Linked DNA regions of Mus musculus: region 1 is linked to region 2. The links are chromatin loops, found by intact Hi-C in ENCODE. Cell type or tissue: heart. All regions are shown on one strand. Links, peaks and the distances in the headings refer to the core of each region. The heading gives the core; the rest is flanking DNA.

What was found. A loop is a pair of places that touch in the nucleus more often than their neighbours do. Peaks named below come from ENCODE experiments on the same cell type or tissue, not always from the same donor. Only the 100,000 strongest peaks of a DNase experiment are listed, where the experiment ranks them.
Region 1: a loop joins it to region 2, with 9 times the contacts of the local background. A loop is called at or near these places in 2 of 42 quality-filtered maps.

What each region holds. Positions count from the first base shown.
Region 1 is chr4:109,274,516-109,285,054 of GRCm38, forward strand. Eps15 (epidermal growth factor receptor pathway substrate 15) reads left to right here and starts at 5,760. Exons shown (of 25, transcript NM_007943.3): 1 at 5,760-5,929. The coding sequence starts at 5,897. It overlaps Gm40225 (a long non-coding RNA gene), which reads right to left and starts at 5,808. Exons shown (of 3, transcript XR_868003.2): 1 at 5,507-5,808. In heart, for the core only: CTCF peaks have their summits at 5,697 and 5,911; a DNase peak (open chromatin) is centred at 5,786; H3K4me3 peaks cover 1,731 bases; H3K27ac peaks cover 1,455 bases.
Region 2 is chr4:109,400,668-109,411,206 of GRCm38, forward strand. It overlaps Ttc39a (tetratricopeptide repeat domain 39A), which reads left to right and starts at 6,433. Exons shown (of 18, transcript NM_153392.2): 1 at 6,433-6,542. The coding sequence starts at 6,505. Ttc39aos1 (Ttc39a opposite strand RNA 1) reads right to left here and starts at 5,590. Exons shown (of 4, transcript NR_131195.1): 1 at 5,059-5,590; 2 at 3,845-3,939; 3 at 3,413-3,602; 4 at 1,612-3,326. In heart, for the core only: no CTCF peak of the experiment used is centred there; DNase peaks (open chromatin) are centred at 5,604 and 6,334; H3K4me3 peaks cover 2,123 bases; H3K27ac peaks cover 2,235 bases.

The sequences.
Region 1 (10,539 bases), core at 4,662-7,161, 130 kb before region 2:
GAGCCAAGAATGGATCTGGTTTCCAAGGCCTTACATTCAGATGTTCCCAGGACATCCCATTTGTGATGTATTGGTGACAACAATTTTGAATTGTCTTATGGCATCCTGGATGTCTGTGGCACTTAACAGTCTTTTACTGTTTGTCCTTTTCATGGCTTAGACCCTGGTACAGGGACAGTTATTTGAGTAGCACAATTGTTATTATTGTATAATCTCACACACTCTTTTTGCCCTGGGTAAATCTGAACAATGATGATCTATACTTAGGAAGCCAGCAGTTTGGAAGCACGAGCTCTACATTACCATTACAATCGCAGTACAACATTGTTTTAAAGCACAGCACCATTTATGTGGAAGGCTGTTCACAGAGAAGCGTGCACATAAACTGGCTCTTTGTATACTCTGAGCTCTTCACAGCCTCCCCTCATAGTTTCAATCATTCTGCATTTCTCAGCTTTATAGATGCTGACATCACACAAACAGTTGTAATGTTCATAAAAAGCTGATATGACAACTGCTTTCAAAGCCTGGGGAACAAAGAAACAGAAGTAGTAAAGATTTCCTTTAAGGACAGGTTCAGGAATGGGAAAGTTAGAATAGACTGACAAGGAAGTTGTCTACCATTTAAGATTTCCTCTTCAGGCTCATCCCAAATTTAGGCTAATCACAAACCCATACCTCACTTCCAGCTTTCTATGCTCAGAATTTCAGTTCATGGAGCCTTCTTGGGGGCTATTTCTCCAGGATGTGAATACACTCTATTGTAAAAATTGGGTCTGAATCAGAAGACCTTTGAAAAACGTATTCTTCTGTAAAGTAAGGTAAAACCAATCCTTACCAGGTTGTTGTAAAAACAGGTTTTGGCCCTTAGTACTCAGATTAGAGTCATCAGATACAACTTCGTATCTTAGGGAACACCTACCTTTTAATGACAGTGTTTGAAACAGTCCCTCCCCCTTCTTGTAACTATTATAGCTACAAACTCACTTAGTAATTAGATGGTTGACTGAAGAGCAGGGAGGTAAGTGGTGGCCTTCCACAATGGCATTGCATAAATATGAGCTACTGAACATACACAGAGTCCAGGCCGGTCTCTTTCAAAGGCCATTTATGTATGCTGTCTAAGTTTTATACCACCTGTATCAAATAGTTATTATTATATCAGAAGTATATGCCAGGAATTTGAAACTTAGAGGCTGAGAGACATTAAGCTGCCCTAAAAAAAATCAAGTAAATCTCTTTTGTCTGACCTATACAGTTCATTCCTGTTACAATGGGATTATAATATATCTTCCATTAGCTATATTTTTGTCTTCCTAAAATAGATTTGGGATGCAACCCAGTCCTTTGGTGAGATATGGGACACACATTTTCAAATTGTCTTCGGTATGCCATTAAAAAAAAAACAAAACAAACCCAGTCTCAGAAGTTGTAGGTCTTGGGAGTTTGGCCCCTCAGTGCTATCCCTACAGGTCTGCTCTCATCTCCGGCTACATGCGATGAATGGAACCCAGAACTCACGAGTGGAGAAGCCACTATAACTTATTGGTGCTCCTGAGGCACTGGGAACAAGTCCTACACAGTGAATTTAAGGCTCTTCTCCTCTCCTAGGTGCTCCTTCCTTTCTCTTCTATCTCTCTCCGCCATCCTCCCCTCCTTCCTTTCCTCCCCTTTTCTCTTTTGGATTGAATCCGGGACCTTGTGCACACTAGGCAAGTATACTAGCTTAGCTATATCCTCAGGCCTCCCCCCACCCCTCTTAAATGAAGACCCAAACTGCTTATGTGCCAGTATGCTTGTGCTTTAGGGGACAGATGTCAATGTAGGGTGTTTTTGTTTTGTTTTGATTTTGGTTTTTTGAGACAGGGTTTCTCTGTGTAGCCCTAGCTGTCCTGGAACTCACTCTGTAGACAAGGCTGGCCTCAAACTCAGAAATCCACCTGCTTCTGCCTCCCAAGTGCTGGGATTAAAGGTGTGTGCCACCACTGCCCGGCTAGGTGCACCTTATTTCTAAGGAAGGTTTCTCACTGAGTTAGAGTGCACAAATTTCTCTGGGCTGCATGGACATCAATCAAACCCTAGGATCTTTCTGTATTTGCTTCTCCAGTGATAGGTATATGCCTCTTGGCTCCCTCCCAACACCCCAAATGGGTGATGAGGATCAAATTCAGGTTCTCTTGCTTGCACTTAACCAACTGAGCCATCTCCCTAATTCCTCAATGTTCCTATCTGTGAAGTGGGGAAAAACTGAAGATACATATAGCTGAGATTTTATGTTTGGTTTAGTTCAATAAAGCTTTATAAGGGACCTCTTAGATATTAGGAATTAGTTGTGTTAGATTTTGCAAGCAACGACATAAACTTTTAAAAGAGTCCTTTATAAATACAAAGTTTCATTTTTTTTTAACTTAAAGCAAACCCATACTAATAGTTCCTTTTATTTCCTTAACATGCTATGGTATGTTTGTGAGGGTCAGAGGAGTCCTTTCCTTCCAGCTATTTTCAAAGATTTATTTATTTATTTTATGTATGTGAGTACACTGAAGCTGTACATATGGTTGTGACCCTTCATGTGCTTGTTGGGAACTTATTTATTTATTTATTTATTTATTTATTTATTTTTAAGGACCTCTGTTTGCTCTGGTCAACCCCGCTCACTCTGGTCAGCCCCATTCACTTGGCTCAACTCTGTTTGCTCAGTCCCTGCTCGCTCCAGCTCAAAGACCGGTGGTTGTGAGCCATCACGTGGTTGCTGGGATTTGAACTCAGGACCTTTGGAAGTGCAGTCAGTGCTCTCACTTGCTGAGCCATCTCACCAGCCCATCTTCAAACACAAACTTGTCTGACTTTCAGATTTCTGAACTTCTACACTTCTCTCTACAACTTCAAACACTTCATACGTCATTCACAGCCCCCCTAAATTCCTATAATTAGTAAGTGACTTTTCAGTTACACCAATGGTTCTGATCTCTAAGTTTTGTTCATTTCAATATATCAACTGCTTTTGCTATTAGACATGTAACCTTGGGCAAATTATTTGACCTCTGTGGTGCTGAGTACCTCATTTGGGAAGTGAGTGTGATAATTGCTTCCTTTTAGGGTGTTTTTGTGAAGTTCAAACTTATAATGTGAAGTAATAGATGCCAATAGAAATATCAGTTGGGTTATAGTTGATGTTTCAAACTGGAATAGTTTCTCCTCTTCTCCCTTGAGCCAAAAGGAATAATGGCAAAAAGAAGTCAAAGGAGATACTCCTGACTAAGTGTTTACTCATCAGACCTGTATAACTTGCTCTTTGAGGCTGGATCAAATCAGAGGAGTCTAGGTAGACTTGGGAAGGGAGTTCTTGAGACCTCTCTGGTTTTTGCCTCTGATGGAAAAAGTCTAAAAATGGAAGTGGAGCCAACTAGATCTTGGGTTTTTCCAGCTGTCTCAGTGTATTGAGGAATCCTATTATAATGATAAAGGCTGTGGCCCTGATAGACGTGTGGGTTTTGTCCTGGAAACCACCATTAGGGAAAAAGGAAGCAAACACATATTGAGGTTGGGTACTTCTGTGTCTGAGGGACCTGCAGTAGAGAGTTAGTCTTCTTTAAGGCCAGTCAGATGTAGGCAGGTCATCAACTAACTCTTAAAACGAGGCAGAGGATATGGCCTTTGAAGCAGCTTACTAGATTAGTGCAATGGCTGCCAAGACTGCTAGCCTGAGTTCCATCCCCGAAACCTCCATGGTGGAAGGAGAGAATCTACCCCCTCCCCAAGTACTACACACACACACACACACACACACACACACACAATAAAAAAGGCAGAATAAAAAAGTCATATCAAAGTAACTAAAAGCTGGTATGCAGACTTCCTAGACCTTCTGAAGTAGGCTACATACAAACTGAGTGTAGTTTTACATCAACCTGACACAAGTTAGATTTATTAGACACGAGGAAACCTCAGTTGAGATAAAGCCTCCATAAGACCTCACTGTAGGGCATTTTCTTAACTAGTAGTTGGTAGGAGAAGGCCCAAGCCTGGGTTCTATAAGAAAGCAAACTGAGTAAGTCAGTAAGCAGCACCCCACCATGGCCTCTGCTTCAGACCCTGCCTCCAGGCTCCTGCCCTGTTTGAATTCCTTTCCTCACTGCTTTTGATGATGACCAGACTGTGAGGGAAATAAATTCTTTACTCTTCGGGTTGTCTTTGGTCATGGTGTTTCATCACGGCAGTAGTCACCCTAAATAAGAACCTTTGCAGATGACAATTTCAGGTAAGCGGTTCCTTATTCTAACTAAGTGTGGCAAAATGAAAAAGAGTAAGGTGTATAATGTTGAATACAGGCAGGACAAAGGCCTTCATTTAAGCATATACTATAATGTTATGGTGTTAAAATACATATATATTAAAAAATCTCTGCCACTGGTGAGCTGAGGGGGGTGGTTAGACTTATGTAAACAGGTCATTAGGAGGTTGTTGCCCTCTTCTAGTAAAGTCAACAAAAGAGTATGAACACTAGTTTGGAGAGACAATACTCTGTCAAGAGGTGGCATTTATGACAAAAAGGAATTTGAGAGGAACCGGGCACTGGTGGCACATTCCTTTAATCTCAGCACTTGGGAGGCTGAGGCAGGCAGATTTCTGAGTTCAAGGCCAGCCTGGTCTACAGAGTGAGTTCCAGGACAGCCAGAGCTATACAGAGAAACCCTGTCTCAAAAAACCAAAACCAAAACCAACCAACCAACCAGACAAAAAAAAAAAAAAGAATTTGAGATGGGACTTTATGCACTCACTGTACCTCTGAACTCCACTGTGGCCCTACACCTGCTTTTTTTTTTTTTTTTTTTTTTTTTTTTTAAATTAAACAGTCTAGGCAGGACAGGGAGCAGGCAAGGCAAGCAGTTCCTTCTTGCTCCCAAGATTTTTACTTTAGAAGGATTTACATGCCTTCTTAATGTGATAGCAGGTAGAAAGATTTGTAATCCAGCTTTCTAGTTAGTTTTTAAACTTCGGGTAAGAGAGTTGTTTTGTTTTGTTTTGTTTTTTCTTTTCGGGGAGGCCCTTTTCTTTTTATTTCAGTCAGGGCCTTACTATGTGTCCTTGAACTCACTATGTAGAGCAGGCTGGCATGGAACTCTCAGAGATTAAAGGTATGTGCCACCATGCCTGGCTGGCTTTCACCATCCTCATTTGTATAACTTCTTTCTGTTTCAAATCCCCTATTCACACAATTTTTTAAAAAAGTATTTAGGCCTGGAGTAGTGGTACATCTCCTTAATCCCAGCACTCTGGAGGCAGAGGGAAGTGGATCTCTGTGAGTTTGAGGCCAGCCTGATCTATACAGTGAGCTTCGGGATAGCCATGGCTACACAGAGAGAGACCTTGTTTTAAACAAACAGCAAACAAACAAAAGCATTTAGTGCAGAATCACACACAATCAGAATTATTTAATGTTATTACTACTAAACCGCTCCTGTCATTACTTAGTACCATTACTTTTTTAGTTCCCACAACCCACCTGGACATGGTTCTAATTTCTCCCCGCACTTTACAGAAAACAGCAGCCCAGGAAGAAGGATGGTGGGTGACCTGCCTAAACTCAGGTCTCTGTGGCGCCGCCTCCGCTGACCGTCCACCCCAGAGCCCTATCCGCACCGGGTTTTCCAGGGAGGCCGGGGTCAGGGCCTGGTTCCGCGGCTCAGACTCCCGCTCCGGGCTTTGCGCGCCGCCACGGCCTGTGAGGCCGGCGGGGCGGGGCGGGGCGGGGCGGCGTGAGGAGGGAAGTTGTCGAAGTTCGGGGAGACGCCCGGCCGCCGGCCTCGCCTACGGCCTGTCCCTCCGCCTCCTTCCCGCCCCGGGCCCCCGTCCGTCCGTCCTTCCTTCCCCTCCCGTGCATGATGGAAACACCATGGCTGCGGCAGCCCAGCTCTCCCTGACACAGGTAACGCCGCCCGCCGGTCGGCCCGGCTCGACCCGCCGGGGTTCCCCGGCCCTCCCTCCCCCCCTCCACCGCTCTGGGGCGCTGGCGCGGCGGCTGCCCTCGGGCCGCACGGTGGGAGCGCGTGTGAGGAGTGCGGGCGCCATCCCGAGTCGGAGCGGGAGCGGCGAGCCGGGGCCGCCGCACCCCCGCCCCGGGTCGCCGGGCTCTCGGCTCCGCCCCGCGCGGCTCCCACCCGGCCGCCGCCCCCGCCGCGGGTCTCCGCGCCGCTCTCCTCCAGGTCCCGTCGGCGCTCACCTTCTCGGCAAGTTTCTCCTCCGGGCCTGACGGCCGCCAGGTGAGCTCCGGTGGGGCTCACGCTAGACAGCGGCCGCGGGCGATGCGAGGCTCGACTTCGGCGGGGCAGGGTTCCCTCAGCTTCGCTCTGCTCCGGTCCGCGGGAGCGACGACTGCCGAGTTCCCCTCAGTTCCCTCAAGTCAGCCTGGCTTCCAGAAGTCGCATCCTGTCCGGGCACTTGACCCACTCACTTCTGCTCAGATCCCCTTGCAGACTTTCCCACCCGCGAGGGCGCCGTCTCTGATCGTCGTCCGAGGGGTCATGGTGCCAGCCTTCTGCAGGTGGGGCGCCTCTTTCCTCCCTGGTGCCCGGAACCACCGGGGAGATAACTTTGTCCTGGGACGATCTCGACCAAAAGCTGTTCTCGGAGTCTGTTCTCGGAGTCTCGCCTCTTTATCATCATCATCATTATTAAAATGTTCTCTTCCTTCAGAGCCCCATCCTCGAGGGATACATCTAAACATCACTCACTTAGGAGAACCTGAGTTCTCCGTTTCTGTAAAACCAAGCGTAGTCATCTCAAGACACCCAGGAGGGATGAGGTACCAAACACCTGCCAGTCCCTTTCATCTTCACTGCCCAGAAGTTTGCCTTCTCCATAGCTGGGGGCTGTGTACTCCCTGGTATAAGCCCACCTCAGCCTATCAGCCTGCCCTGTGATAGCTCCCTGCCATCTTGTCTCCTTGGCCTAGATTTGCCTGTACTTATAAGGTAGGGCATGTGTTTGGGTAATAGATTATTTCTATGTTATGATAAAGAGGTTTTGAGGTGTTTCTTTCCAAGAACTTGGAGATAAAAAAGTATTTTCCCCAGGAGCCAGGGTGGAAATTTTATTTACTTATTTATTTTGAGACAGGGTCTCAAATAGATCAAGCTGGCTTTGAACTCACTATGTAATCAAGAATATCAAGAATGACCTTGATTTTGGATCCTTCTTCCTCCATCTCCCAAGTGGACTGTACCACTATATTAGTTTATTCATCGCCAGGGATCAGACTCAGGACTTCATGCTGGCTAGACAGGCCCTGTACCGACTGAGCCATATCCCCAGCAAAAGTGATTCTATATATACTGTATGTGTGTGTGTGTGTGTATTATAGTGCGCACACACACACACACACACACACACACACACAGAGGCATCCCACAGGTAAGACAGCCTTTAGGAATAACCTCATAAACTTTACATTTCCAAATTTATTTCCTGTGGGTCATTGTGTTTTGACTTGCATCTAACAGGGAAGAACTTTTAAGATGGCCCAGTCTTGTCATGAATCTGTTTAGAAGGGTCCTTCTGAAACTCACATTTGAGGAATGGAAACATTGACTTTTGGGTGTTGGCTTTCTGAGTCTAGATAGTGACCTGCCTTAAACATGATCTCTGTTGGCAGGCACTTGTATTCTGACTCTGTTGGCTAATTCTGGTAGTTTCCCCCGACCCCCCTATTAAAGATTTTGTTCCCTTGAAGACTTCTGTAGAATTGCTTCTTGGTTGTGTGCCTACTTTATTTTCTTCTTGGATTGTACTGTGTTTTTAGTTTCTGTTTAGGATCACTTATCTCTGGAAATTTGCTTCAGGCTCTCAGTTTTGTAGTCATTTTCATAATTTGCATATGTTCTTGTGGTTGTATAGTTAGGTGTTAAAATGTATCCAGAGTAAATGCTGAATCACTAAGGGGAAATTATTCTTTAGTATTTCATGTTTGAACTTAAATTGATAATTCAAATAAGTCAATTTAAAATATTTAGATATTAAAATACTAAGATATAGTGAGATATTATAAAGGCACAGGGGAAAAAGTTTTTAAAATATTTACTAATGTATCTTTTTCCTTCAAACTTAGCAGATTTATAGTTCTTAGATATAATTACTTATTTGTGTATGAGTGTTTGCCTGCATGTATATATGTATACCACATTCATGTCTGGTGCCCATATAAGACAGAAGAGAGTGTCAAATCCCTTGGAACTAGAGTTATGGATGGTTATAAACCACCATATGGCTACTGGGAACCGAACCTGAGCCCTCTGCAAGAGCCACAAGTGCTATTAACTTGAGCTGAACCATATCTCCAGTCCTTGATTTTAACATGTGTGTGTGTGTTGCACACATATGAGTGTGCAGGTGCATGTGCTGGTTGGAGTGCATGAAGAGACTAGAGGAGAATGTCAGGTGTCTTCCTGTATCACTGTCTGCCTTGCAGCCTTGAATGAGAGATTGCCATTTAGGCGGGCCAGCTTGTTTCTGCTCTTTACTGCTGGGGTTATAGGCATGCTTGGCCGTGCTAGGTTTTTATGTAGGTACTAGGGATTTGAATTCCACTCCTCATGTTACATAGTGTTTTTACCTACTGAGCCATCTCCTCAGTTCCTCATACTTTTTGTTTAAAAAGTTTTAGCTGCTTGAACTAAGTCAGATAATGGTGTAGTTTGGTTTCACATTCATTATTGATTTATTTATGTTACCTTGTGTTTCTTTTTTCTGCTCTTCTAACACAGAGCTAGATATGGTATACTCAAGTGGGAGATTCTTCAAGGTAGACATGTGGAAGGTTCAAAGTGTATGGCTATGTTGCCATTCTAGTCTGGGTTCGTTGACTTAGTGATCCTTCTGCCCCAGTCTCCCAAGAAGCTGGGATTATGGATGTGTGTGTCACTGGGCCCGCCCAGCAAAGGACATTTTAAATTTCACCTCTTTTTCCTCTGTTTATTTGGAAGAAATAAATCTTGTGTCTATGCCAAACCTGTTAAAGAGCTCTTAAACAGTTATGAAGATTAACTGGATGCTAGTTTCTGCCTCTGGTAATGATCGTTTTGGAATAGGTTAGTTAGTTCATTCATTCGTTCATTCATTCATTCAGCCAGCCAGTGTGTCTGTGTGTGTGTGTGAAAGAGTTTTTGTTTGTTTTTGAGACAGGGTCTCTAGACCTGGTTGTAACAAAGATCACTTTGCCTCAGCCTCCCAGGTGCAGGAATTAAAGGCATGCATTGCTATGCCTGCTTCTGTAAATATTTTATTAAGTATTAGATGTAACACATTGTATTAAGGTTGGCTTTTTAGTTTTTTGGCTTTTATCGTTTTAACTAAAGCAACAAATTAGAGAAAAAAGTGAAAATGTTTTAGTTTATGTTTCCCTTGCCTTTTGAATGCCTGCCAAACACTCCTCTAACTCTTTCTTAACTAAAGATTGAAATTGAGTTTTGTCTTCTAGAGATGATAGAATACTAGATTCTGAATGCCATTTTTAGCATTGCCAGTAAGTATGGTATGAATAATATCCTAATGAAGACAGGAGTAAAATCTTTAGGTCTCTGCTTTCTTTGCCTTAAAAATTGATCCACAGTGGTTAAGAGCACTGGCTGCTCTTCTAGGAGAACCTTGTTCAGTTCTAGGAGAACCTTGTTCAGTTCCCAGCACCTGTGTGCTAACAGCCATATGTAAATCCAGTTCCAGGGGATCCAGCACCATCTCCCGGCCTTTGCATGCACAGCACTTAGTAGGTGCAGATACACCCATACATATAAATATTAAAAAATATTATCCAACAAATATTGTTGAGCATTTACTATTGGCCAAGAATTAGTATAGCTACTTAGAATATACTAACAAAATAAAAAATTTTGAAGCTTAAAGACAAAAAGCATGGAGCTTACATTTTAATAGAGGACTTTAAACATTATTAAATACTTGGCCAGCTCTAACATTTTTGCTTTGCAAGTAATACCTGATGAAGTGTTGGTTTTCTCATTGTAGTTAGTGCTGCCCAACCTTACTTTTTCTCATTTCAGTTGTTTTCACTTTTCTTGTTGATAAGTAAAATCCAAATCCTACATGATGGCTCAGTCTAATCCCAGCAAGTGGGAATCTGAGACAGGATTACTGTGAGGCCAGAATGGCAACAAAGTTAAGTTGTAAGTCAGCCAGGGCTACAGAGAGTGTCTGTATGAAAAAGCAGAAAACAGTCCTGGCTCCTAGATGGAGAGCTGTAGGCAGCTATTGAATGCAGAGAGAGGGAGAATCAGTTTTTTTCTCAGGGATGAACTCCTAACTGGTTATCTAATACTAGGTCATCAGCCCCAAAGAAACGTATGTACAAGCCATACTAAATGAACTCAGCAGCTTGTACTTACATATTTACTCGTGTGTGTGTGTGTGTGTGTGTGTGTGTGTGTGTGTGTGTATGTGTGTGTGTGCCATGGCATGCATGTGGAGGACATAGGACAGCTTGTGGAAATTAGGCCATGAATTTGAGGGGAGAAACTGGACATGGGAAGG
Region 2 (10,539 bases), core at 4,183-6,682:
GGTGCTGGCCATGGTCCCTGGGTGCACCTTCCTCTCTGAACAGCTTCCCGTGGTGGCGGGACCTGTTTGGGCTCGCTTTTCTACCTAGTGTTCAGAAAATCCTCCTACTCACTTTATTGGCGAGGAGACTGAAGATAAGGAATAATGGCAAGGTTCTGTTCTGAGAGCTTCCTTCTGTTGCCTCATTGCAGCCCTGAAACAGCTCACCTTCATCCTGGGGTGTCAGAGCAGGGGTGCAGCCTGCTCTCTCAGCCACTCCCTATGCAGCCGCAAGCTAGCTGGGACATGGCAGGCTCAGGCATCTACCCAGGTCACCCAAGGCTTTATTCCCCAACAGGGATGCCCTCTCCAGAGCTTGGATCCTTGGTGTCAGTCAGAACTGTCCTTGGCTTCTCTCACCTGCCCCATTGCTCTTTCCTCTGGCCCACCCTTTGCAGCACCTGAAGACCAGGCTGGGGCAGAGGGGTCCCAATCCTCGAACTTAAAACATCAGAGGGCCAGGCAGCGCCTTTAATCCTAGCACTTGGGAGGTAGAGGCAGGTGGATTTCTGAGTTCGAGGCCAGCCTGGTCTACAGAGTGAGTTCCAGGACAGCCAGGGCTACACAGAGAAACCCTGTCTCGGAAAAAACAAGACAACAACAACAACAACAACAACAACAACAAATCAGAGGGCTCCCTACTCTGCCCTCTGCTGGAGGATGAGGGAAACAAAGGCTAGAATGGGCAGTAATATCCCCAAGGTTTCACAGTTTGTGGGGACAGAGTACATTGGAGGGAGAAGCCGTAGGAAGTCACTGCTGGAGAATGTTCAAGAGTTGTGACTCACGCCTGCAATCTTAGCACTTGGGAAGCAGAGGCAAGACAATCACTGCAAGTTCACAGCGAGCCTGGTCTGTGCATCAAGTCCAAGGCTAGCCTGGACTACTTAGAGAATTTCACAAAACAAAACAGCTGTGACTGCCATTCCCTCTTTGAGGGCCTGTTCACTTCTAAATCATTAAGAAGCCCAAGCCTATAACCTGAGTTCAGTCTCCTACAGGACTCACACGGTGGAGAAAACCAACTTCTGTAAGCTGTCCTCTGACCTCACAGGCTACACAGCTTGTACTCGCCTCTTCTCTGCAAATAGATTTAAAATATTTAAAGAGAAACAGAGCTTGCTTTATAGTTCCTGGTTCAGTCATGCTAGGAGAACATGTTAGGGGCTAGGGGCCACGTCGGGGATAGCAGAGCCTGAAAGGGGGAGGGGTATTTCATGCCTGAAAGGAGGAGGGGAGGGCCTGGGGGAGGCAGCTGAGAGGGATGGGGCCAAGGGGCTGTCCAAGTAATGCTAAGCCCCTGTCCCACCGCCCCTGGGTATTTGAGATACTGTCTAGGTTTATGGATGGAAGAGAGGTTTACTGAGACGGAGGCATAGCTGACCCCTCTCTGGTAAGGGCGTCGCTCGTCATACTTGCACACTCCATTCTATGACCCGAATTCCAAATACCCCCTTTCCTTTTTTCTCCCATTCTCCATACTAGGCTTCCACTTGCAGCAGCCTGTGTATTCAGTGACCCCAGTTATATGGGTCTGTAAAAGAGGTATACAGATCAAACATTGACTCATAATAAATCATAAGGAAATTTATTTTAAAACAGTCCTTTGACACGTAGTTTTACCATTTATTAAGAATGAAAGTAAATTGCACACCAGTAAGATGGAAGTGCTTGCTTATTTTGTTTTCCATTTTTCTACTTACTTATTTTATGTGTATGAGTGTTTTGGGTGAGTGTAGATATATGCACTACATGTGTGCCTGGTACCTATGGAGGCCAGAAGGGGTTGTCAGATCCTCTAAGACTCTACTTGGAGAATTGTGAGCAGTCCTGTGGGTGTGGGTCTTAAATCCAAGTCCTCTGAGAGAGCAGCCAGTCCTCTTAACCACTGAGCCATCTGTCCAGCCTCTCATTTAACTTTGTCTTTTGTTTGTTCAGAGTCAGAGCAGCAGTGCAGTCACGTGGTGCACATGGCCAAGTACTGCCAGAAACACCTTAGATTCAAGGCAGATTTGATCTTTAATCTATTTGGTTGTTATGCATTCGGAAGCCTTTTATTGTTGCCAAAAATGTTGCAACCCTCATATTCAGTTATATAACCCCACATAGGAGTGGCAGCTTACAGGTCAAAGCTGTGCTCTATGGTGGAAGAGGACAAAAGTTGTCCTCTGACCTCCACATGAATATGTGAGCACACACACACACACACACATACACACACACACACTATAATATTTAAAATTCAAAAAAATGTGTTCTGTAGGATAAGGAATCAAGCCTTGGGTTTCAGCTATGACTAGACCATGATCCAAACCTCAGTTTTCTCAGCTGTAGGATGGGAGGTAGTGCCACTATAGACTTTCTAGGGCATACTGAGGAGGTTTTGCTCACAGTATCTTCTGAGACCTCTCTAGCTGAGAAAGCACAGATGAGAGAAGTGCGCGGAGGTTCTCCTAGCCATGCAGTGAGATCGAGATCACATGGTACAACAGGCCACATATAGTGATCCTGAAGGATGGTGTGAATAGTGTGTAGTAGTCCTGAAGGATGGTGTGAATAGTGTGTAGTGGTCCTGAAGTACAGTGTGAATAGTGTATAGTGGTCCTGAAGGATAGTGTGAATAGTGTGTAGTGGTCCTGAAGGATGGTGTGAATAGTGTATAGTGGATCTGAAGTACAGTGTGAATAGTGTATAGTGGTCCTGAAGTACAGTGTGAATAGTGTATAGTGGTCCTGAAGGATGGTGTGAATAGTGTATAGTGGATCTGAAGTACAGTGTGAATAGTGTGTAGTGGTCCTGAAGCACAATGTGAATAGTGTGTAGTGGTCCTGAAGGATGGTGTGAATAGTGTGTAGTGGTCCTGAAGTACAATGTGAATAGTGTGTAGTGGTCCTGAAGGATGGTATGAATAGTGTGTAGTGGTCCTGAAGTACAATGTGAATAGTGTGTAGTGGTCCTGAAGGATGGTGTGAATAGTGTGTAGTGGTCCTGACGTACAGTGTGAATAGTGTGTAGTGGTCCTGAAGGATGGTGTGAATAGTGTGTAGTGGTCCTGAAGGATGGTGTGAATAGTGTGTAGTGGTCCTGAAGTGGAGAAGCCTAGGGGTCCTGGCTGTGTTCTTGTGGGTTGTGGAGGAAATGAGGAAGGAAGGCAGGTCTGACATCTCGCAGGCATGACAAGTGTCCCGACTGGTGAGGAAGGGACTGAGACTTGGGAAGGTAATCCTCAGGCTCAGTTGTTGGCTCAACATGGCCCTAAGCACATGATCCAAGCTGGGTCACCTGGGCTGGGAGGAAGAAGCAATAATGAGCCGAAGCTGGGCCAGAACTCTTGAGGACCTGGACCAGCCTTGGGGACTCCCCATTTACTCACTGGATGTCTGGCTCCAGCTTGAGGACCACTGTGGTGATGGGGGAAGAGTTCTGACTCTGCTGCTGACCTTGCTCAACTGTTCTCATCTGTAAAATGGGGAGAAGTGCAGAGTCCATCTCCAGGCACCAGCAGTACCGCTGTGCTGCATGCCAGGCCTCTCCGTCTCCGTCTCCATGTGCACGAACTCTTGCTGCTCACAGGGAAGTAGGTAGGGTTATTTCCATTTCCCTCTGCAGAAACTGAGCTTCACAGAGCAGTTAAAAATGAAGGTTGGCCAAGATTACAAGCATGCGTGGCTTGTAAGTGGCCTTTGACATGAGTCAGCCATTGCTAAGCTGACTCCCTCAGAGGGAGCTGGGACCTCCCTGAAGCCAGTGTTCACTGTCAGCCATCCATAGGCAGAAACACAGTGACGATCAGACTTTACCGTACCTTGAGAGATGTCCACGAGAGTCACGTACAGGCATCTCTTCCTGCTCCTTCCCCGTGTCATACACAGTGTCACCCACAGGAGTTAGGGCTGCTCACTGGAGGCAAGAGATGAGAGTCTGGGACCCAGCCAGGAACTTCCTGGGAGAGGTGACATCTGAACTGATACAAGTTCTTAATAAAAATAGAATTTTTTTTAGCCAGGCTAAGTAGAATCAGAACTAATGGAGCTTAGTTGCTTCAGGACCACTTACCTGGCCTCTTCTGTCATTCCAACAAGGCCCTGAATTTTTTTACTTTAGCAATCTGTTGTGTCTACCTATCCCCCGTGCTACCTTTCATGCTGTCTGTCCATTTCTTTTTTTAAAGGATTTATTTATTTATTTATTTATTTTATGTATGTGAGTACACTGTAGCTGTACAGATGGTTGTGAGCCTTCATGTGGTTGTTGAGTATTGAATTTAGGACCTCTGCTCACTCCAATTGGCCCCGCTAGCTCCGGTTGGCCCTGCTCACTCTGGCCCAGAGATTTATTTATTATTATACCTAAGTACACTGTAGCTGTCTTCAGACAGCACCAGAAGGGGGCATCAGATCTCATTACGGGTGGTTGTGAGCCACCATGTGGTTGCTGCAATTTGAACTCAGGACCTTTGTAAGAGCAGCCAGTGCTCTTAACCACTGAGTCATCTCTCCAGTCCCTGTCTGTCCATTTCTCATATAGCCTAGCTAGCCTGGAAGCCCTTAGCCTTAGCTAAGGATAACTTTGAGCTCCTGCACCTTCTGCCTCTACCTCCCACGTGTTACAAGTGTGTAGTGTTGTGAAGGACTGTTTTTTCTTTTGAAGAGAGACCTTTCAGTGATAAGCTGTTGGCTCCATCCCTGGTTCCATGGATGAATTATGTGACCAGGAAGGAGTGTGTGTCCTAGGCAAAAGAAACAGCATGTACAAATGCCCGAGGACATGACTGTGTGGGGCGTGCGACAGGCTTCAGCCTCATCACCTAGGACTCACTCGTCTCTACACTGTTCTCTTCAGAACCACAGACCCCAGCATTCATCAGTGTGCCCTTACCCACTCCTGTGCCTTTGTCTATATTGGTCCCTCATGGAGCACACCTGCTCCCAGCTTCATTAACGCACTTCTCAAGGCTCAGCTCCCATCTGCTCCGGACAGACCCTTCCCCCCCCCTTCCCCCTTCCCCAACATACTCACCCTCGTCTGGGTTCCTTAAATAATGGTTGCTGGTACATGCTGTTGTGGTCAGGTTCCCATCATCGTCTTTTCAAGCCCATATGTGAGGCTACCAAAGTTGGGATAGTTTCCACATAGCAGTGCCTGGCCTCTGCTCACACAGAGCAGCATAAGGACATCCTGGGAAATAGCTCAGCAGTCAAGAGCATTGGCTGCTCTTCCAGAGGACAGAGGTTCAATTCCCAGCACCTACATGGCGCCTCACAATGTCTGTAACTCCAGCTCCAGGGGATGTGTCACTTTCACTCTGGCATAGCTGCAGGCAAAACTCTAATACACATAAAAATATTTTTAAAAAGAACAACAAACAACTCACAGTCTTTCCAGGCAGTTATCTTGATGAGAGCAGCAATCCCCCAGACATTTCTCCCTATTCCTAAACTCAAGTTGCCTGGCTCCTCTGGGATCTGATCCAAGTCCTTCCCACCATGGCTGCATTTGCAGGCTGCTCTTTTTTGCTTCCTCTTCTGACATCCTGGAGCTCAGGGCCAATCCCTCCTCCTGTCCCTTGCCTTTCTAAAGGGACAGCTCTAATCTAATGGCAGCCACGTGTTATGATGAGTCACCAGAGCATCTGGGGCCCAGAGGTAGTGGCCGGTTAACTCTTAATGGGCCAGGGCTCTCTGCTAGAAGATCATGTGGGCTTCTTCGGAACCTGTCTCAGGTCTAAGTGCAAAGTGGGCATCTGGGGGATGGACCACTCACTCTGGAAGTGAGAGAGGAGGGGGCCAAAGGGAGAAGGGGCTGAGTGTGAGCTTTGGAGTTAGGAGGGCTAAGTTGCAGTTCCTGCTGGCCACTTACTGTAGAGTGGCTCTACACAGGTCACATGAACTCAACCGCTCGAGTTTTCGCATCTGAAAAAAAAAAAAATGGCAATTTTAGGGATTGTTTGAGAAGGAGAGTGTGAGCTGCCTGCTAGCGGTGCGTGCTAACCCGCCCGCTTTCCCGCCTTCTGGTCTCTTGCAAAACACTGGCCCCGTTTGGGCAAGCGGTTAGAATGAATGTCCACGCCTGTCTGCAGAAGCTAGGCTTTCTCCGCTAACATGGCCCGGCAGTGAGGCTGGACCGCGAGATCTCAGGTGTGGGGCCGGGAGCTGAGGCCTAGGGAAGGTGGAGAATTTCCCAGCCCGAGTGGGTGGAGGTGTTGGCAGCTCCGGTCCATGTCTGCGCCGATGCTCCAAGGCCAGGCTGTGCCGACCTTGAGCGCCCGGGTCCCACCTGGCCAGCGCCAGGGGCGGGCGCTGCGCTGCGCGGGCGCGGCCATGGTCCCACTGCGCGGGTGGGCAGCCCGAGACCGGCCCGGCCCCGTCGCCTTCCCCGCCCCCCGGCGCGCCCCTCCCCGGCCGCCGCGTCGCTGGGATCCGGCCGCAGCACCTGGGCTGCGCCTGGCGTCCGGCGCGCGCAGCGATGACCACGGCCAGCGGCCCGGGCGACCTGCCGGCGGGGTGAGTGGCGGAGGCCGCCTCGGGGCGCGGGCCGTGCAGGGCGAACGCTGCGGGGGCCTCCTAGGAGGAGCCCCGGGACCGCACTGCGGCTCCAGCCGCTGCGCAGCCTGCAGCCCGCGCCCCGCTGCCTCCTGGGGACCCTGGCTCAGTCACAGGCCTTCTGGGTCCCAACTTTCTCTCCCTCCTCATGGAGTCTATACCCATGGGGTGGGCCTTGTTACGATCACCCTTCTTTACAGATGAGAAAACTGAGGCATAGCTCTTAAGTGACTTTGATTATCCAGGAGGTAAGAGTGGAAAGTGAGATTTGAACACAGCTCTGTCTGGTGACATCCCCTTTAGGGATATTTGGGGTATTTGAAGGGCTCTAAGTGTGCTCGGGCCCAGGGTATTGGGTGTACCAGGAACCTAGGTTGTCAAGGTGGGTGCTGTCACTATCAACATGGCTGTCTTGGCCAGCCCCACCCCCACCCCTCCAAAGTCACAGTCAGACCCCCTAGGTTGATCCCGGGCACTGCCAGTTGCTGTCTGGAGATAGTCAGCAGCTCTGCTGTGTTTGGGTTTCAGTGCTTAGGGGGCAGTTGCTGGGATCCTAGGCTGCTGGGAGGTTGCTGGGCAGAGAGAGATCCTGCTCAGGTGAGCTGGGAGGGGTGCCTGCCCTACCTGGAGACTCAGACTAGTGACAATATTTGCCAAGGGCCTGAGGCCTGACAGATGAACAGGGAGGAGAGAAACCACCAGCCAGCTGGAAGCCTCTAGTGTGGGTCTGAGAGAATGGTAGCTCGGTGCTGAGGAACATCGTGGCTGGAGGAAGTCACCTGTTAAGTTTTCCCCTAATCATTTTCTGTTGTATAATTTTGGTCAAGGCATTTGACCAAACCTCCCTGACTTCTGGTTCCTGCTTTGGAAAACACAGAGAGGCTGGGTTAGCTACGCTCTTCCTGCTGAGGGTTGAAAGCTCCGGAGCTTGGCTGACTACCTTTCTGCGCAGCCCTGTCCGAACACCACCCTTCAGTATTAGAAGCGTGGTTTTCAGGAGAAAAGGCAGACATGGAACAAGGCTTCCATCCACAAACCCAGACTTGCTGGCTGAAAGCCAGACTCGTCCCTCTTGCCTATATACCACAGCTGTGCCTGAGTCCCTGGAAGAACCCTGGGTACCTCTAACTCTGCTCCCAGCCTCCAGGCCAGTAAGCACAAAGTTCTAACAAAAAACAGAACATCTGTGTTCCTGTATGCCTGTGAGGGCCCAATCTTTGTGCTCACACAGGCCCATTTGTCCAGTCCCCTGCTTCTGGTCAGTGCCATCCTTGTGGGATTTGAGAAGAAAACCAAAGTAGAAGCAAATCCCGCTTCCATCTGTAGACACTTAGTCTCAACAAACACTCAGATCTTGTCTGGGTATAACTGTAATAAAGTTTTATCTACCATATAACAATACTTTCTTGGCAGTGGGGACAGGGTGGGTTAAGACAGGGTCTCCTGTAGCCCAGGCTGCTGGTGTACTCTTTGTGTACCCAAGGATGACCTTTGAACTCCTCATGGTCCCATCCCTACCTCCCACCAGCTGGGACTACAGGCATGTGCTACCATGCCCAGTTAACAAATGTGAAATGTGAAATGTGCAGGGCAGTGGTGGCACACACCTTTAGTCCCAGCACTTGGGAGGCAGAGGCAGGTGGATTTCTTTCTGAGTGCAAGACCAGCCTGGTCTACAGAGTGAGTTCCAGGACAGCCAGGGCTACACAGAGAAACTCTGTTTCAAAACAAAACAAAACAAAACAATGTGTGTGTGTGTGTGTGTGTGAGTGTGTGTGAGTATGTGTGTGTGAAATGTTTTTAAGGCTTCAGAAGAATGGTAAATAATTCTAAGGCATTTTGATTTTTAAGTTATGTAGGCAGAAGAGGGCATCAGATCCCCTGCAGTTGGAACTATGGGCAGTTGTGAGCCATCGGTGAGGGTCCTGGGAACCAGACTCTGGCCCTCCATGAGAGCAGCACTTAACCACTAAGCCGTCCTCTAGCCTCTGTGGTAAAGCCCTGGGTTCTTGTCACCCTGTGTTGCCAGATACTGTGTTCCACGTTCTCTATCCTCCTTTTAAGAGAGAAGTCCTGTTAGTGAAACCCTCTGGAACACCCCCACCCACCACCTTCCTCTCCAGAGATAATTGCCAGCCTGAGTCTTAAGTTTATTGTTTTCCATTTTTATTCTCCTGCTGAGTATGGGAAAATCTAAAAGCAATCCAGCGTGGGGTGGGGGGGGTTAGTCTGCTCTTACTTCCAAGTGTTCTGTAACAGAGCCTGCAGCAAACACCCGATCTGTGGCTTACTTTTCTAAAAGTTTGGTTTCTGAGGTTTTTGCCTCCTTGGGCCCACACGCTGGTCCCCCTCACCCTGGCACCTACTTCACCACCCTGTGTAAAGACTCCATTAATTTACTCATCCTTCTTGTTAGACACTGGGGTGGTTTCCTGCCTCCTTCTATTCACACAGAGTATTCATTCCTGTATGGCTGTCTTTTGTACACAGGAGTGTGCCTCTGTGGTCCCCCCCTGGTAATTACAGTGTGCACTCAAGCCTTCCCCTCCCTCCCTTCCTTCTCCCCTTCCCCCACCCCCTCTTTCTTTTTGACAGGATCTCACCATGTCGACTTCGTCTGGCCTCAGATTCAGATCTTCCTGCCTCAGCCTTCCTAGGTGCTGGGACTGTAGAACTGGGCCTCCAAGCCTGGCTTGTTCCATTCCTACTTTTGTCCTGCTTGATGAGAGTGGTGGACTGTGCATAGCATGAGGCAAGAGCATCCAGTGATAGTTCCTGAGTACTCCCACCTCAGTCTTTCCTCACATTCCAGGTAGGAATGTGTAGGCACCATTAAGCCCATTGTACTGATGAGGAAATAGAGGCTTATCAAAATCAAAGAACTTTCTCCAGGCTGGGGTTGGAGCTCAGCTGGCATGGCTCTTGTCTAGCATGCACAGAGCCCTGGGTTTGATCCCTTGGCACCAAGTGAAGCTGGGCATGGTAGAACACAACCTGTAATCCCAGCTCGTGGGAAGGGGCAAGAGGATCGGAAACCCAAGCTCATCCATGCCTACATGGTGAGTCCCAGGCCAGCCTTAGATAGAAGAGCCCCCGTCCACTCTCAAAGGACAAAACCAAAAACACCTCTAGCAGGTGACCAAGTAACTGCTGAGCTGCAGCTCGGCTCAAGGCTGTCTGCTTTCAAAACTCTGAAATGCCATGTCCTGTTACGTGTCTTCATATAGTACTGATCATGTGCGGCTAAGGGCCACAGGAGTGGGGGGGGGGGCTTTGGGCAAAACCTCTTGGACCTATTTGAAACCTAGAAAGGTCAATTTAGAAGCCACAACTCCCTATAGATACTGCATTCTTTGAGCGATAGTCCTCCATCCCCAAAGGGCAGAAGAGAGATTAAAATCTAGGGCTGGCTCCAGTCTGCTCCCTGAGTGACTTTGGTCTTGAGGTTAGGGTAAGAGGTTAACTGAGTCTGGGGCTCTCCCAGTCACCTTGTCTCCAGGACTGCTAATGAGACTTCAAAGTACCAGCCCAAACGACACAGGGAGGCAGGGAGGAAAGGGAAGGAGAATGGCTCCAGCTACCGGGCACCCCTCCTACCCTCCAGCTTGCTTCTCACAGTGGCCTCCCACGTGTGCATGTGAGTGTGACTGTGGATGTGACCGAACGGGTCACAGTTCTTTTCCACGGTGCCTAGGACCCTGATGTAGGTCACCAGCCATGTTCCATCCAGCTCATTGCCTGCCCATCTTCATCCCTTACCCATGCCTCCTTAAGGATAGCAGAGGCCACTGTCACAAAAATATAAGTTGGTGCCCTGGAACAGAAAGGCCTGGGTGACTTAGGCCCTCCTTCCCAGCTAGGGCAGGGGAAGTCTGGGGAAAGTCCTGTGCTTTGCTCCTGCAGAAAGCCCCAGAGGAGCGGCCGACACAGCAGTGAATGCCTTAGCTGTCACATGTAG